2 separate regions of the Homo sapiens genome follow, and region 2 is linked to region 1. Evidence: read pairs that join two places in POLR2A ChIA-PET (ENCODE). Cell type or tissue: A673. All regions are shown on one strand.

The links. Peaks named below come from ENCODE experiments on the same cell type or tissue, not always from the same donor. Only the 100,000 strongest peaks of a DNase experiment are listed, where the experiment ranks them.
Region 2: POLR2A ChIA-PET joins it to region 1 with 7 read pairs; 2 of 35 experiments call an interaction of 5 or more read pairs at or near these places.

Annotation. Positions count from the first base shown.
Region 1 is chr7:16,433,554-16,441,553 of GRCh38, reverse strand. It overlaps LOC105375168 (a long non-coding RNA gene), which reads right to left. Exons shown (of 5, transcript XR_007060223.1): 3 at 7,167-7,221. Among named protein-coding and RNA genes, the nearest start is that of CRPPA, 16 kb to the right of the region's middle. In A673, no CTCF peak of the experiment used is centred here; DNase peaks (open chromatin) are centred at 3,103 and 3,163.
Region 2 is chr7:16,192,290-16,200,289 of GRCh38, reverse strand. The region is part of intron 9 of CRPPA (CDP-L-ribitol pyrophosphorylase A); the gene reads left to right. Among named protein-coding and RNA genes, the nearest start is that of CRPPA-AS1, 14 kb to the left of the region's middle. In A673, no CTCF peak of the experiment used is centred here; no DNase peak of the experiment used is centred here.

The DNA of each region.
Region 1 (8,000 bases):
TTCTTTCACACTGAAGAAGTCTCTTCAGCATTCCTTGTAGGATAGTTCAGGTATTGATGAAATCCCTCAGGTTTTGTTTGTCTGAGAAGGTCTTTATTTCTCCTTAATGCTTAAAGGATATTTTCACTGGATATACTACTCTAGTTTCCAATTTTTTTTCCTTCAGCACTTTAAATATGTCATGCCACTGTCTCCTGAAGGTGCAAAACTCACTGGTAATAGTCAGCACACAGAAAAATACAGAATATTATAACACTGTAGCTGTGGTGTGTAAATTACTAAACTTCAGTAGAAAGACTAAATGATGAACTAATCAAAAATAATAAACTAAAATAGTTTTCCAAGACATAGACAGTATAATAAGACATAAAGAGAAACAACAAAAAGTTAAAAAGCAAAGGGAAGAAGTTAAAGTGTAGAGTTTTTATTAGTTTTATTTATCCATGTTTGTTTGTTTATGGAATCAGTGTTAAGTTGTCACCAATTAAAAATAATGGGCTACAAGACAGCACTGAAAAGTCTGCTGTCAGACATATTGGACCTCTATTGCATATTGTTTCTTCTCTCTTGTTGCTTGTAGGATCCTTTCTTTATTTTTGACCTTTAGGAGTTTGATCATTAGAGGCCTTGAGGTAGTCTTCTCTGGGTTAAATCTGCCTGGTGTTAAATCTGCTGTTCTCACACTGCTATAAAGAACTACCTGAGACTTAGGCTTAACAGGAAGCATGACTGGGAGGCCTCAGGAAACTTACTATCATGGCAGAAGGCCAAAGGGAAGCACCTTCTTTACATGGCAGTAGGAGAGAGAGAGAGAGAGAGCCGGGGGGAAGTGGTACACACTTTTAAACCATCAGATCTTGTGAGAACTCACTCACTATCACAACAACAGCATGGGGTCAAGCAATTCTCCTGCCTCAGTCTCCTGAGTAGCTGAGACTACAGGTGCTCACCACCATGCCCGGCTAGTTTTTGTATTTTTAGTAGAGACAGGGTTTCACCATGTTGGCCAGGCTGGTCTCAAACTCCTGATCTCAAATGATCCACCCACCTCAGCCTCCCAAAGTGCTAGGATTACAGGCATGAGCCACTGTGCCCAGCCCTCTGTATCCTCAGCTGTATAATGAGGAGGAAGGAGATTTGAGGTTAAAATGCCTTACTGTGCTAACATATGTATGTTCTATTATGTTATCAAATGAATACTGCTTATTCCATTGAGTAAGCCATTTGAGTACAAAAAAAGCTTCAGTGAGGAAGTCTTTTTTTCAAGGTACTAATTATCTAGGGGAAGATTCTGGCAAAATTGTAAATTGGGCTATAAAGTTGTTTTGGCTCCTTACAAGCTTGAAAAGATCAATGAAATGGCCATAGTCATTTAGCCACTGTTGACATATCAATTGAGTTGATTCATCTAAGACTTCTTGAGTGCCTACCATGTACTAAGCACTATGACAAGTACAGAAGATACAATTGTGAAGAAAATAGATATAATCCTTCACACATACACTGACGGCAAAGTGGAAATTGGTTTTACCACTTTGGAAAACGGTTTGGCATATCTACTGAAAGCGAACATACGCATACTCTATGACTCAACAATTCCACTGCTGATACACACCACAGAGATGTATACATATGTTCACCAAAAACAAATCCTTTTAATGAACATATATTTATAGAATTATTTGGAATAATTCTCACTGGAAATTACCCAAATGCACATCAGCAATAGAATGGATAAGTAACTGGGGGTATATTTATACACAGTAATATCACAGAGCATTACGAATGAATGATCTATGACTACCCCAATAATATGAGTCTCCTAAACATTATGTTGAACAAAAGAAGCCAGACACAAAATAGTACGTACTGTATGGTTTCATTTATATTAATTCTAAGAACAGGTGAAAATAGTTTTAGCTGTTAAAAATCAGATAATGCTTATTTTTGGAATATAGCAACTTATGAGATAGCACCAGGAGACTTCTGGGGTGCTGTTTGTTTTCTATTTCTTAATGTAGACTCCAATTATACAGATGTGTTCAATTTGTAAAAATTCACTGAGTTCTACACTAGTGATATGTGTACTTTCCTGTATGAACATTATAATTCAATAAAAATGTATCTCCCTCCCCAAGAAAAATGACAATCTTACCACTTAGAGTAGGAGACAAATAAGCAAATAAGAACATAAATAAATGGTAATGAGTGCAATGAAGGAAATAGAGAGTGTAGCAAATATTATTCAAGTATTTACAATGGGGAAAATACAAACAAGGAAATAATTCCTTGTTTGGCAATCAAAGTCAATATATGTAGAACCCTTGGTGATTCAAAACTGATATTTGTCTTCTGTTTACTGAGGATATTTGTCCAAGGAGGTGCCCCATCTATAGTGGAGGATGTTGTAGACTGGTCAGTTGATCAATGTGATTTTCCAGTAACAGTTATGCAGTGCTCCTTGTATATACTTTCTTTAAGAACTGTAATTATGCTGCCCACCATGCTTATGGTTGCACCACCTGACTCTACTAGCAATCTGTTCTCCCTTTTCATCCACTCTGTCCCAAAGGAAGTACTAATAGTATTTGAAGATTTATAATGGAGATAAGTGACATTAAGAACATCTAGAAATCTGGTACTTTGGCTTCATTCAATTTATTTTATTAATTAAATTTTGGTAGCTGAGATTCAAATATTGCATGAATCTTATTTTATTTTATTTTTTTAGAATGTTGAAAGTGTGTGTGTGTGTGTGTGTGTGTGTGTGTGTGTGTGTGTGTGTGTTTGTGTGTCTGACTATACTCTTAAGCCTCTGGGGAATATTATGCATATATTTAATAATGACAGTAGAATGTGCTGCTTTAAAAAAAAGATTCTCACTGCATTGTTGTAATAAGTGAATATTTACAGATTGAATCTAAATTAAGTTCTACTTAAACCCAAGTTAGCTGTCCATCCAAAAAGAGGTTGAACTACATCAATCTGCCTGTGAAATATCCCGGAAGTCTTAAGAGATGTAATGAATCAATAGTTAAGCCTTCATCATTACTTTTTCCTGTAATTAATTTGTGACCAAAAGAATTCATTTCTATAATTACAATTTTATAAACCACAAAATGTGCTTAACACATGCTGTTAATGTGCAACAGACTGAGAAACCTCTGAAAAATATAATTCCAGTTGATTAGAAAAAGAGTCATCTCTACTTAGTCTGTGCTTCTGAATGTCTTGGCTTGGTCACCAGACCCCTACATGTTGCTAGCTGTCAGGTTACATCAACTGCATGCAACTCAACAGATCTTGACAAATTGAACTCTCCAGTCTGTCAAGGAGACAATAATGGGAAGTTCTTTGTGAAAAGAGCTTTTTTATATCAACTCTTGACTATCGGGGATCTAATTTCCTAGTTCTCTTTAGCTAGGACTTTGTCTCTCCCCATGTCTTACGCCTTGCCTTTTGGACAATTGACCCCTCTGTAAGTGAACCCCAGGAGACAGGCAGGGTGAGAAAAGCAAAAGGAACTTATTTGGTCAATTGAGCAACTGGATATAACTCTGACATCTCAGTATTCTTACCCTATAAGACTTGTGGAGATAATCATCAATTGCTTCAGAAAAGTGCTATTTAGGAGAATGAGAAAAAAAATGCACATAAAATTTGAGTCTTAGGCAAAGCAAATTTAAATAGTGCATGAAATGTGATTATTTTCAAATCTTCAAATTCACAATTTCTGAAAGTAAATATAATGGTACCTTGAATGGTTAAATTTTAAAATTCATTCTATAACCTCTCTAGTTTGTTTGTAAAACACTTTCTTGGGTTATATATTTGGGAAAAAAGCCTAATTAGTCCAAAGAAAGGCACATCTTTGAGAATGGATGTATTTATGCTCAAACACACAGTAATTTTTTTTTATTTTCCTCAAACTAAAATTACAGTCCTCAGAAAAATAGGAACATAAATAAGACTGAGATTTAATCAAAAGGATGTCTATTATTATATACATTTAAAACAAATGTGCATACATACAGACACAGAAGAGAAACTGCAATGTAATCTGAATAAGGAAGAAGCTTAAAACTTTGGAAAATAATTTAACACAAACTCTAGTTTTTTCACTCTTTTTCCAGAAAAAGAAGGAAATTGGGGAAAACTTTTACTGAATTAAATTAAAAGAAGGGTTGGGTAAATCCCTCAAGTTTTTGAATGAGTACACATATCCTTACTTTTAATGGGTTAATTCCTGCATTCACTAAGCATTTGGTAGGCGCTCTTCTGTCACTGAAGATGCTGTAGAGTATGGACAAAGTTCCACAGAGCTTTTATTATGGGACAAAATGACTAAGGACACCATTATGGAACAAACAAAGGATCAACAGTAAAGAATAAAGCACAAAAAGTGCCTTGCTGATTAACTGCCAAATTTCCAACACTTCTGTGGGTGGCAGGTTGATTGCCTAGACAGGTATAAATCAAGCATCCTCTCTAGTTCATGCTTTGCCTTTTTATTGATAAAAAGTGCTTAGGGCTACACAAGTTGATACTTGTTGGAACCCCTCAAACACTACTACCTTTTGCTGAAAAGGAAGGGCAGCTTTGAAAACAGAAGGTGCCCACCACTCCTTAATAAGCTTTTTTTTTTTTTTTTTAAAGATCTCATTCTATATAAAGCTCAATTAGACACTGAGGGGAATGTAATAAAAGCTCAAGGTAGTGAGGGACCCTCCCTTCCAATCAAGTGCAATTCAGCAGGAGAAGATGATATAACTATAAGAAACAATAACCAATGTTAGCATTACATTTTCTTTAGAGGTCATGACAGATTTTCACATACATTTTATTTTGAAAATAACCCTGTCGTGTAGGTAGGACATTAAAATAATATTATGATGCCCAATTTAAGTAAGAAACTGAGCTTGGCAAAAATGAATGACGTTTTTCAAAAATCACAGCACCAGGGATGAAACAAGACTTACTTTGTTCTACTTATAATCATTTACATTTATAACCACATCCTGCTCTTTCCCATAAGAATGTTAATGACAGATAGACCCTCATTCTTTCCTCTATTCATATATTTATTAAACATCTATTTGGTGGCTACTGTGAAAGTGATGCAAAACTCAGTTATTTTCTGCTCTCAAGGTGTCCATACATATTTGAGTCACACTTTATCTCTTACAAAACTCTTCTTAGAAGAATGATAAATCATCACTACATCTTATATAATGTATGTAATGAGGAAACAAAAGCTCAGAGGGATCTCCTCACTGACCTAATACCATAAAGATAGCCTGAGTTCAGGAAGATTCAGTCATTACTTAAGAGCTAAAATGAGCACAGAACTATAGGATATTAGCTATAAACTTTGTTGGACATGCATCTCCATTACTGAAAATTTTGACTCTGTACTAGCAGTATATTTTTAAAAAAGTTTAAGTAGTGTGCATGTGCTACTGTGTGTGCTACACGTATTTAACACTAATGGTAAATACATAACAAAACTCAAAAAATTTAAAAGTTTAAAAGGGATGAAATGCAAAGCACATATAAATAGAAGCTTTACTCCTTACTTCCTGTAGCCTAATGGATTATCTTGCATATACTTGAAAGCATACATATCTTTCTTTGGAGATCACTGTTATAATAGGCAATAAATTTTAAACAAATATTAAAAGAAAGACAGTCAATGTGAGTAGGTATACTTGCAACAAGTTCTGGGTGTCTGTTAAGCTTTGGGTGGATAATCAGCAATCTAGAAAAATCTGATCTTCAGATTCCAATTATGAATGTCTCTATTAAACACTAGTGAGATGCAAGTTTTCATAGTCACTCCTACCAGTCTGTTTCTGGGTTACACTTTTCAGCTTTTTGGACAACCTGACCATCAAAAAGCTTGAATGCCAATGATAAAAGTGAGAACATTTTGAACAAATGAATGTCTGCTCCAGCAGAAAAAATGAGAAACACTTAGATTTTATTTCATTCATGTGACAATCACACAAAACTCAATTAAAAGGGGTAGGCCTTTATAATTTAGAAACATTTTATTTGAATTCTCTATTAGCTATTAATATAATTTGCACTGTCGCAATAACTGCACCACTCTATAAAAACATTTAATTTCCACTTATGAACACGAGATCACTTTTCCCTCCACAATAAACTCTTTAGTTGAGCACAATTTTAATTACTTATTTATACTTTGCCCAAACTCCTCCTCCACAAGGAAACATTTTGTCTTCAAATTTATGGTAATATTGAAATTCAGTTTTTTAGCTGTTAGCTCAATGAGTAGTTTTTACCAAAAAGCAACAACAAATTTTCATTAATCCCTTCTTTGAAGGATCTAAAGCATGGACACCCCCACTCTCAGTCTTCTAAAATTAGTTAACAAGAAGCAACAAAATAATAAATCAAAGTTTCCATTTGTACCATTGTATGACCCAACTTCTGGAAGCACAATTTACAGTATATCTTCTGGACATGGTAACTACTGGAATTTTGCAACACCAGGTCCTTGACCCCCGAGTCTGCCAGGGCAAATTACTAGGGAAATAAAAATATAGTTTTTATAAGAGTAATGATGTTTTTGTGCTATACTAGGGCTCTTTGAAAAACTAATTGAACTTTAAGACTTTAAAAAAGCTTTTCCAAAATTCAACAACAAATTTGATTAAAAATTGAGTTACCATGCAATTTTGGGGAATATTTTTATAATGAAGAGAAAACTTGATTTCAATTTATTTATATTACACTTCTACTGAGGAAAAATTGTGGTGGCTTATGTCGGAAAATTTTTGAGACAATTTTTGAAATAAACATTTTGTAATAATGGAAAATGTTGAAGTAAGGTAATAAAATGAAGAAACAAGTATTTTCAGAAAAAAAGTATTTTATACTTTAGGATGATGTAAGAGCCATTATTCAAGATGAGAAGAAATCTTAATTTCTAAGGAATATTATAGTTTTCAATGCCTTCTTCAGTTGCCTCATCTCAATTCATCCAAGAAAGTTTGCTCAAGGAGACATTGCTCACTGTTCATTGGAGAAGAGTTCATTGTAATATTTTGCTAAAAGAGGCATTAAAGAGGCTGAATCTCACTATGGAGAGAACGGAAACACTGTCCTACCGTTTGGAGACAAGTATAGGTTAGACAGACCTGGGATCACAGCTCATCATTTCCTTTGGCAAATCACTAATTTCAGGTTTCACATCTGTAAAAAAGGAGCAAGAATAACCTTTGTATCACAAAGCATTGTGAACTGAAAGAATTATTGATGTACACATATAATACTGTGCCTAAAATGTGATACATGTAATAAGCTAAAATTATTCAACAAGTCTGTTCACAGAGTAAAATTAGACCTATTCCCTGATTCAGTACTCAGTTCATTATACCACACTCTGTTCACCTTCATCAATTAGAAATTGTTAAATTAGACCAGGTTTTCCAGCTTTGTAGATAATCTAGTATGGTGACTATCAACAAAGGTCTTCATTGGAATAAGCACTTTCACTTTCCTGTCTTGGATTCTGATTTAGCATCTGCAGCTGTAAAAACCCCACAGATGATTCTGATGTGTAGCCTAGCTGAGAACTACTAATCTAGTTTATGTGCCAGCCTCTTACTTTCAAAATCTCTAGCTTATCAACGTAAAACTACTGTTGCCTTAGTTGCTGTTATTACTATATGAGCTTTCTTTGCTTCCATTTGCAGTGGAATCAGAAGCTGGAATACAGCAGGCAATGGCAAAAGTGAAAGTGACACCATGACTCTATCTGATTTCCCCCCATTTGTTGATGGTTTCTTCCATTATTTCTGGCCGACACATTTACTTATGCTCTTCAGAGGATTTGTAAGCAGGGAGAAGTCTCCTATAAGATAGGACTCTTAATCCAGTTCCAGTCCCAAGATATGAAGAAGCAATTAACAGTTCAAATATGGCACCCATGATTTCAAATGAGAGGTCTAACTCAGATAAACAAGTCGTTG
Region 2 (8,000 bases), 240 kb after region 1:
GTCACTTAGTATGTAAGCATAACCACTTTGCTTCTTGCACAAGAACTCCTGAGAGGTGATTGAAGTTTATGTTTTTGGAGAAAAGCAGTAACGTCCGTAGAAGCAAAGTCACTTTTAGAAGTCTACAGATCTGGCCGGGCAGAGTGGCTTACGCCTTTAATTCCAGCACTTTGGGAGGCCAAGGTGGATGGATCACCTGAGGTTAGGAGTTTGAGACCAACCTGGCCAACATGGTAAAATCCCATCTCTACTAAAAACACAAAAATTAACTGGGCGTGGTGTTGTCTGTCTCTAATCCCAGCTACTCAGCAGGCAGAGGCAGGAGAATCACTGGAAACCAGGAGGGAGAGCTTGCAGTGAGCTGAGATCGCACCATTGCACCCCAGCCTGGGCGACAAGAGCAAAACTCCATCTCAAAAAAAAAAAAAAAAAAAAGAAAAAGCTTACAGATCTGAAGGCAATAATTTTGGAATAAATTAGAGTGGAATGTCTGATTTTTTTCAGTCCATGTTAGTCACAAAATCTGGAAACCAGAAACACCATTAAGGAATTTGCTGTAGTGAATTCTCTAGCCAGTGTAAAGATACTTCAAGTGAGAGAAAATTCTTTACTGAATTTTTTTTTTAAGTGAACTTATGGTTTGAGCATATGCACAGGAAACATGCAGATTCTACATAGAAATGAGATTCAGGAGAATTTTATTTTGATGGTAATAAAAAATGACTGTGGGGTTAATTTTTTCGAGGAGGGCTCATCCCGCAGAGTTAGTACTTAGAATTCTTCTAAATAGTGTGTGAAAAGCAGTTAGATATTTTAATTCTTTTATTATCCATTTTATTGGGAAAATTTTATTCTTTGATACAGATTTTTTTAAATTAAGGTTTTTGGACATAACCTTTACACATATGAAAGGCATTAACTACTATTAAAGATAAACAAAGGCAGACATTGATTAAAGTGGAGAGAGCAGATTTTATTTAGTAACTACTGATAGGGTAAAGAGTGGAGCTTCCTTCTGAGTTTTGCAGAAGTGACTGATCATTTTTAAGGGAGCATGAAGGGGTAGGTGGGAGGACATTTAAAATCCCCAGGTGATTGTAATGTACAACCAGAGTTGAGAACCACTGGTCCAGTTAGACCCCTCAACTAGCCGTCAGGGGTCCAGGTCAATGCTTCTCAATGTATTGGAAGTCTGGGAGAGAGCAGCACTCCAGTAAAAAATTACAAAGGGTTGGTCAGTGTGAATGTGTTTAGGCTAGTTGTGTATGTTAGCTGGTAATCAAAGAAGTTAAGATTCTGTTTACTCAGAGAGGCTGGAAACAGAGGTTCCTATTCTGCTGATGGAGTTTGGTTGCCTCTAGTGCAGAGATTTGGATGGAGTCATTATGTGTTGGAAGTTCTACAGTTCTTACTACTTTATATTATATAAAATTCAGATGAAAGAATTTACCAATTTTTGCTTAGCATTTTCAGAGGCAGAGGCAGAGGCAGGAAGGATTGCGTGAGCCCAGGAGTTTAAGATTAGCTAGGGCAACATGATGAAACCGTTTCTTAAAAAAAAAAAATGCTGCGCAAGTATGGGAGTGCATACCGGTCATCCTGTAGGGGTGGGTTGCCCCTACACACCTGTGGGTGTTTCTCGTAAGGTGGGACGAGAGATTTGGAAAAGAAAAAGACACAGAGACAAAGTATAGAGAAAGAAATAAGGGGACCCGGGGAACCAGCGTTCAGCATATGGAGGATCCCGCCAGCCTCTGAGTTCCCTTAGTATTTATTGATCATCTGTGGGTGTTTCTCAAAGAGGGGGATGTGTCAGGGTCACAAGACAATTGTGGGGAGAGGGTCAGCAGACAAACACGTGAACAAAGGTCTTGGCATCATAGACAATGTAAAGGATTAAGTGCTGTGCTTTTAGATATGCATACATATAAACATCTCAGTGCTTTACAAAGCAGTATTGCTGCCCGCAGGTCCCACCTCCAGCCCTAAGGCGGTTTTTCCCTATCTCAGTAGATGGAGCATACAATCGGGTTTTATACCGAGACATTCCATTGCCCAGGGACAGGCAGGAGACAGATGCCTTCCTCTTGTCTCAACTGCAAGAGGCATTCCTTCCTCTTTTACTAATCCTCCTCAGCACAGACCCTTTACGGGTGTCGGGCTGGGGGACGGTCAGGTCTTTCCCTTCCCACGAGGCCATATTTCAGACTATCACATGGGGAGAAACCTTGGACAATACCTGGCTTTCCTAGGCAGAGGTCCCTGCGGCCTTCCGCAGTTTTTGTGTCCCTGGGTACTTGAGATTAGGGAGTGGTGATGACTCTTAAGGAGCATGCTGCCTTCAAGCATCTGTTTAACAAAGCACATCCTGCACCGCCCTTAATCCATTTAACTCTGAGTTGACACAGCACACATTTCAGAGAGCACGGGGTTGGGGGTAAGGTCATAGATTAACAGAATCTCAAGGCAGAAGAATTTTTCTTAGTACATAACAAAATGGAGTCTCCTATGTCTACTTCTTTCTACACAGACACAGTAACAATCTGATCTCTCTTGCTTTTCCCCACATTGCCTCTAGTGCAGAGATTTGGATGGAGTCATTATGTGTTGGAAGTTCTACAGTTCTTACTACTTTATATTATATAAAATTCAGATGAAAGAATTTACCAATTTTTGCTTAGCATTTTCAGAGGCAGAGGCAGAGGCAGGAAGGATTGCGTGAGCCCAGGAGTTTCAGATTAGCTAGGGCAACATGATGAAACCGTTTCTTAAAAAAAAAAAAATGCTGCGCAAGTATGGGAGTGCATACCGGTCATCCCAGCTACCCTGGAGGCTGAGGCCAGAGGATCGCTTGAGCCCAGGAATCTGAGGCTGCAGTAAGCCATGATTGATTACACCACCACACTAGCCTGGACAACAGAAGAGACCCTGACTCAAAAAAGAAGAAAAAAATTTACTGATTCTTTTCAGGGTTTCAAGTACATTTGTCTTTTTTAGCTTATTTTTTGAGAAAGTGTATTCACGTGGTTTTAAACTTAAATCACATATACTTGTACACAGTGGAAAGCCATTGTGTCCCTATCAACCTAGTCCTCATTCTCCACCCTGATTCCCAGGTGTGTGGCTTGGTTTCATAACTCGGTTTTCCTTCTTGCCCTCCAGCATTCTTCAGGTTCACACTGGTGTATTCATGATGTAGGTGTGCCATGTTTATCATGTTTACCCTATTCTGTTTGACCTGGGTTTGGGTAGATAGCTTTTTCTTTTTTTAAGGGTTTTTCCCAACATGTTGTCAGATGAACAAAGCACCTGTTGTGTTTCACTAAAACATGAGCGTCAGCATTTGAGTAATCAACAGGGTTTGCTTATTTTGTGTATGAAAATAATATACCTCATTAGGTTATGAAAACACATTAGTATGGAAACGGCAGCAAAACTCTAAGAGTGATCTAGATGGCTTCACTATCTTGGTTATTTAGGGAAAAATGAAACTGAGAGTGATTATTGCTTTCCTGGGACCAGAAAGTTTGATGTGATAGAAATAGGCCTTCTCACCTAATTAGGGAAGGTGGTTCTTTTGTTTTAGACTATGAGTGAGTCCTGTAATTCTGAAGTTTCAAACCTGAGTGTCTTTCTCTAGATACTATAATGTGTTCTAGAAAGTCTAAAAGTTCTCTGACATTGTTTGTCTTTGAATTTGCTAGCTACATTACTCAGAAACACTACATTTCTCTTGAATGCACTTTTGTTAGTATCTACAGTGTGTCTTCTGTCATCCTAGCCGAAGATAACCTCACTATTTCTGATTGTATATTTTATTTTCTTCACATAAGTAGCCTAGTAAAGCTGCTAAATGAAAGGTATTCATGAAAATCAGCCATTCATAGAGTATGGAAAGAAGACATATATTTTTTTGAGCACGGTGTGCACCAGGCACTTTTGTATAAACTCTTATAGAAACTTTAGGATAGCTACATGAAGTGGGAATTGCTAGCTCTGTCATATGCTAGTGAGGAACCCGGGCCCAGAAACTCAACTAACTTCACATGCATAAGCTAATAAGTGACTGAACTAGATTAGGACCTCAGATGCACCACTGTGCTTACATGCTCAGTGAGGCTTTAGCAGAAGAGCTTCTTAAAGTAAAAAAGACAACATATATATGTTCTATATTTCTATACACATGTTTGTATATACACATATACTACATATATACATGTACAAAATAAAATGAAGGCCATGTTCCACTGTCAATATTTAGTGAGCTTTCACTTTATCCTAAGAAGCAAACTTGTTTCTATTAATCTCCAGATTATTTTATGGTCCCATCTTCTCTCTTTGGCTTTTTGGGGATGGGATGCTGTGGGGAAGGGGGGTTGGCAGGGCCTTTCCTCAGCTTTGGATGCAGAGGAACAAAGGAATCTGGCCTGGTTGTGCTTGGAAAACACGACAGTCTTTATTATCAGTTCTTCTGGATGAGTGCAGAGCAAGAAATGGACCTGAGCAGATGGTCTGTAATCATGATGGCAAGAATGGAAGTGCAGGGGTGAGAGGGCACTTGGAGATCAGAGTCTTCTAATGAGATTCCTTGAGAAGAAGTCATATGAAAGGAAAGAAGCTTTTTTTGATGGAGCAGCCACAGCCTGGCCCCAGAGATGGGGAGGAAGGTATTAAAGTTGCTTGATTAGTTCAGGTATTGCTGCACTTTCTTAGACTCTATCTTCTGGCCAGAGGGAAGCTAAGGATTCCCAGGACTTCTAAATGGGGGAAGCTGAGGCCCTTCCCAGCTCTTCTGGGAAATGCCTGTCTCAGTGCAGTTAGATCTAATATTGGCTGCAGTATCATTAAGTTACAGATAGATTGTTTCCTGGGCTACCTCAATCAGCTACAGTGGTGTGAGGAAGAGAGGGGCAGATCTTTCAGTGAAGTATTAAGAGAGTGAGTCAACTTAAATATCAACCCTTTTTAAAAAAAGGCAAAATCTCAATGGAAATACTTGGTTTTAGGAGGAATAGTTCTTTGACACTTGCTTTGTTTCACTGCCAGAATTGGCTTGGTGGGATACATTCCAGAGGGAACTAGAAAGCTGTAACACTGCTTTTCTGATAATGCCCACCTTAATTATCTGCACATCTTAATTACTTTTGCTTCAAGGCATCATTGTGTGGTTTACTTTGATTTGGGTTGGGCTCTGAATTGTATATTATAAAAAGAACATTGTAAACAGAGTTTTTCATGCTTTTAAAAAAATTACCACCATGATTCTTGGTGGGATGAGGCAATAATGGTGGTATTGCAGGAACCTATCAGAATGATCTGGGGAATTGTTTCAAGCTGCAAAAGTCTCCACTCCACTCTCTTATGCTAGTGATTCCAAGAAGCCACCTCCCAACAATATCCATCCAAATGTCACATTCTTCATGTTAAGAGAAAAAAAAAAACCAAAAGACCAAAAACAAGGTTTTAAACTCACCGGAGCATAATTTCCAAAGTTCACACAGGTTTCCAGAGTATTAATATAGATCCTACTACTCTATCATTCAGTTTGGTCTTTGTCTTCATTACCTTCCATCTTGACCCTTAATTGAGAGTATAATTTATACACTGCAATTCAATTGGTTTGTGTAAGAAAAATCTTACCATTAAAGCAATACAGCAAAATAAAACATAATACAAGGTGTAAATCCAAAGTTAGCTTTCTTTGGCACTCAGATTGTTCTGGGTCTAGGGAAATACTTTCCATAGGTTTTCTCTTTTCCGATACATGTTTAGTAACTTTGTGTTGACAGATTTTAGTTTCTTGCCATGCTACTTTGTTAGAGGCTTTATAGTCAAATTTAGGGGACAGTTAAGAGACAAAGGCATATGGATATTAAGTAAGGGAGTATGAAACTTGGAACATAAGTGGTAACAAAAGTATCTGTGTGTGTAAAAGCTCTGAGGAAGCAGAGTAGGTTTCAGGTCATAAGGGAGCCAAAGATGGCACCATGTCTCATCTACTCGTATAAGGCTACCTTATCTTTCAGTGTTCTAGGGCAATAGTGTTATGTCTAATGAATTAAAATCTCAGTTCACATTCTCCCCTGCCCACAATATGGACTAAAAGGCCTAGATTAGGTTTCCTCCGGGACTAGCAGAGGAATCTTCATGTGATTTAAAAGCCTCTTTGTCTCATCTGTCACTCTAGTTTTTCATCTGTTTTGCAAATAATTTTTTTTGTCTTAGGTAAGTGTGTTTAATTCTATGTTAAGTATTAAATGGTCTGGTCCTGGTAAACTTTCACCATTGGTGTTTTCAATTTTCGTGATATCAGCCAAAATGTATAAAAAATGAGAGTCACAGCTATTTGGTTGAAGAAGGTTGCTGATGAAATGGTCTGGAAAGTCCTGGATTCCTTAAGAGTTGAGGGAAATCATCCTGCCTAAGTAAAGGAAACAATACCCATTGAATTGGCCCTGTTTACACTGCAGGGGATAAGCGCACGGAGGAGTTGTGCCTTGAGGTATTTTTGTCCCGCTTCAGCAAAAGCAGTGCTGTCTCTTTGATTTGTAAAGACTTTTATATATATGCCTGAGTGTGTGTATACATACCTATATGTACACACACACAGACACACAGATAAAATTGACATTTAATCCCTTTTATATTTATGGTATTTATACTTAAGTATTTATTTGATTTCTTCCCAAGCTTATATGAGCAGAAACTTAAAATATGGTGAAATTATTATCTCAATATTTATATTTTTTAAACTACAGGAGACTGAGAGCAAGAGTGTATCACTAATGTAAATGAAGACTTGTTTATTGAAGCAAATTTACCTTAGAAGTAATTTATGTAAAATGTTAATTTCACAAGTGTTTAGTAAGAATTTTATGAAAAAGTCCCATAGTTAACTAATTTTAGAGAAATTGCTTTCTTAAATATAAGGTCAATATAAAAAATTTATATACTACAAACAAATATTGGAAATTAAAGGTAAACAATCTCACTTATAGTAGCATAATAAAACATAAAAGAGGAATATAAGTGTAGAGAAATGTTCAAGATCTCTATACTTAAAAGTATGAAATACCATTGAGAGGAATTAAATAACACCTAAATAAATGGATACGTATATCATGTTCATGGATTGACAGGATAACAGTTCTCCACCAAGTGAGCTGTAATTCAATGCAAGTCTAATTAAAATGCCAACAGGCATTTATTTTTGAAAATGACAAGCTGATTTTCAAATTTGCATGGAAATGCAAAGAGTGTAGGATAGCTGTAATTTTTAAAAGAATGAAAAAATTAGGTGACTCATACCAACTGATTTAAAGACTTGTAAAGCTACAGATTCAAGACTGTGTAGAATTGGTGTGAGAAAAATAAGTAGAGGAATTAAAATAGTCTAGAAATAGACCCACACATATATAGACAACTGATTTTTGACAAAGGTGTCAAGGTGATTCAATAGGAAAAGGAAAGTCATTTCAGCAAATTGTTATAGAATTGGAAACGTTTGTTAGAGGGTATTGAGCTTCCATCTCTACCTATCACCTAATGCAAAAGTAAACTCAAGATGATCAGAAATACAAATATGGAGGTTAAACAAATCTACAGACATACGACAACAAAGTTGAATCTCAAACATGTTCAGCGATGGAAACCATTTAAGAAAGATTTGTATTATTCCTTTGAAGTTCTAGAACAGGCAAAACTAAGGTAATAGAAATCAGAATAGTGGAAAAGGGCAAGAGAGATGATGGAAATGTTCTACATTTTAATCAGCATGGCAGATATACAGTTGTATGTATTTGTCAAAATCATTAAGCTTTACACTTGAAATGTGCAATTTGTAGTGTCAATAATACCTCAGTAGAAACTAGATTCCTTAAGAAATCACATCAGATTGTGCATGTTATCTGTGCATCTCTAAGCAGCCATGTCGCTAACATTGTGTTTTACAACTTAGGCTGCCTCAGAACCTTACATATCACTCAGGGTTCTCCAGAGAC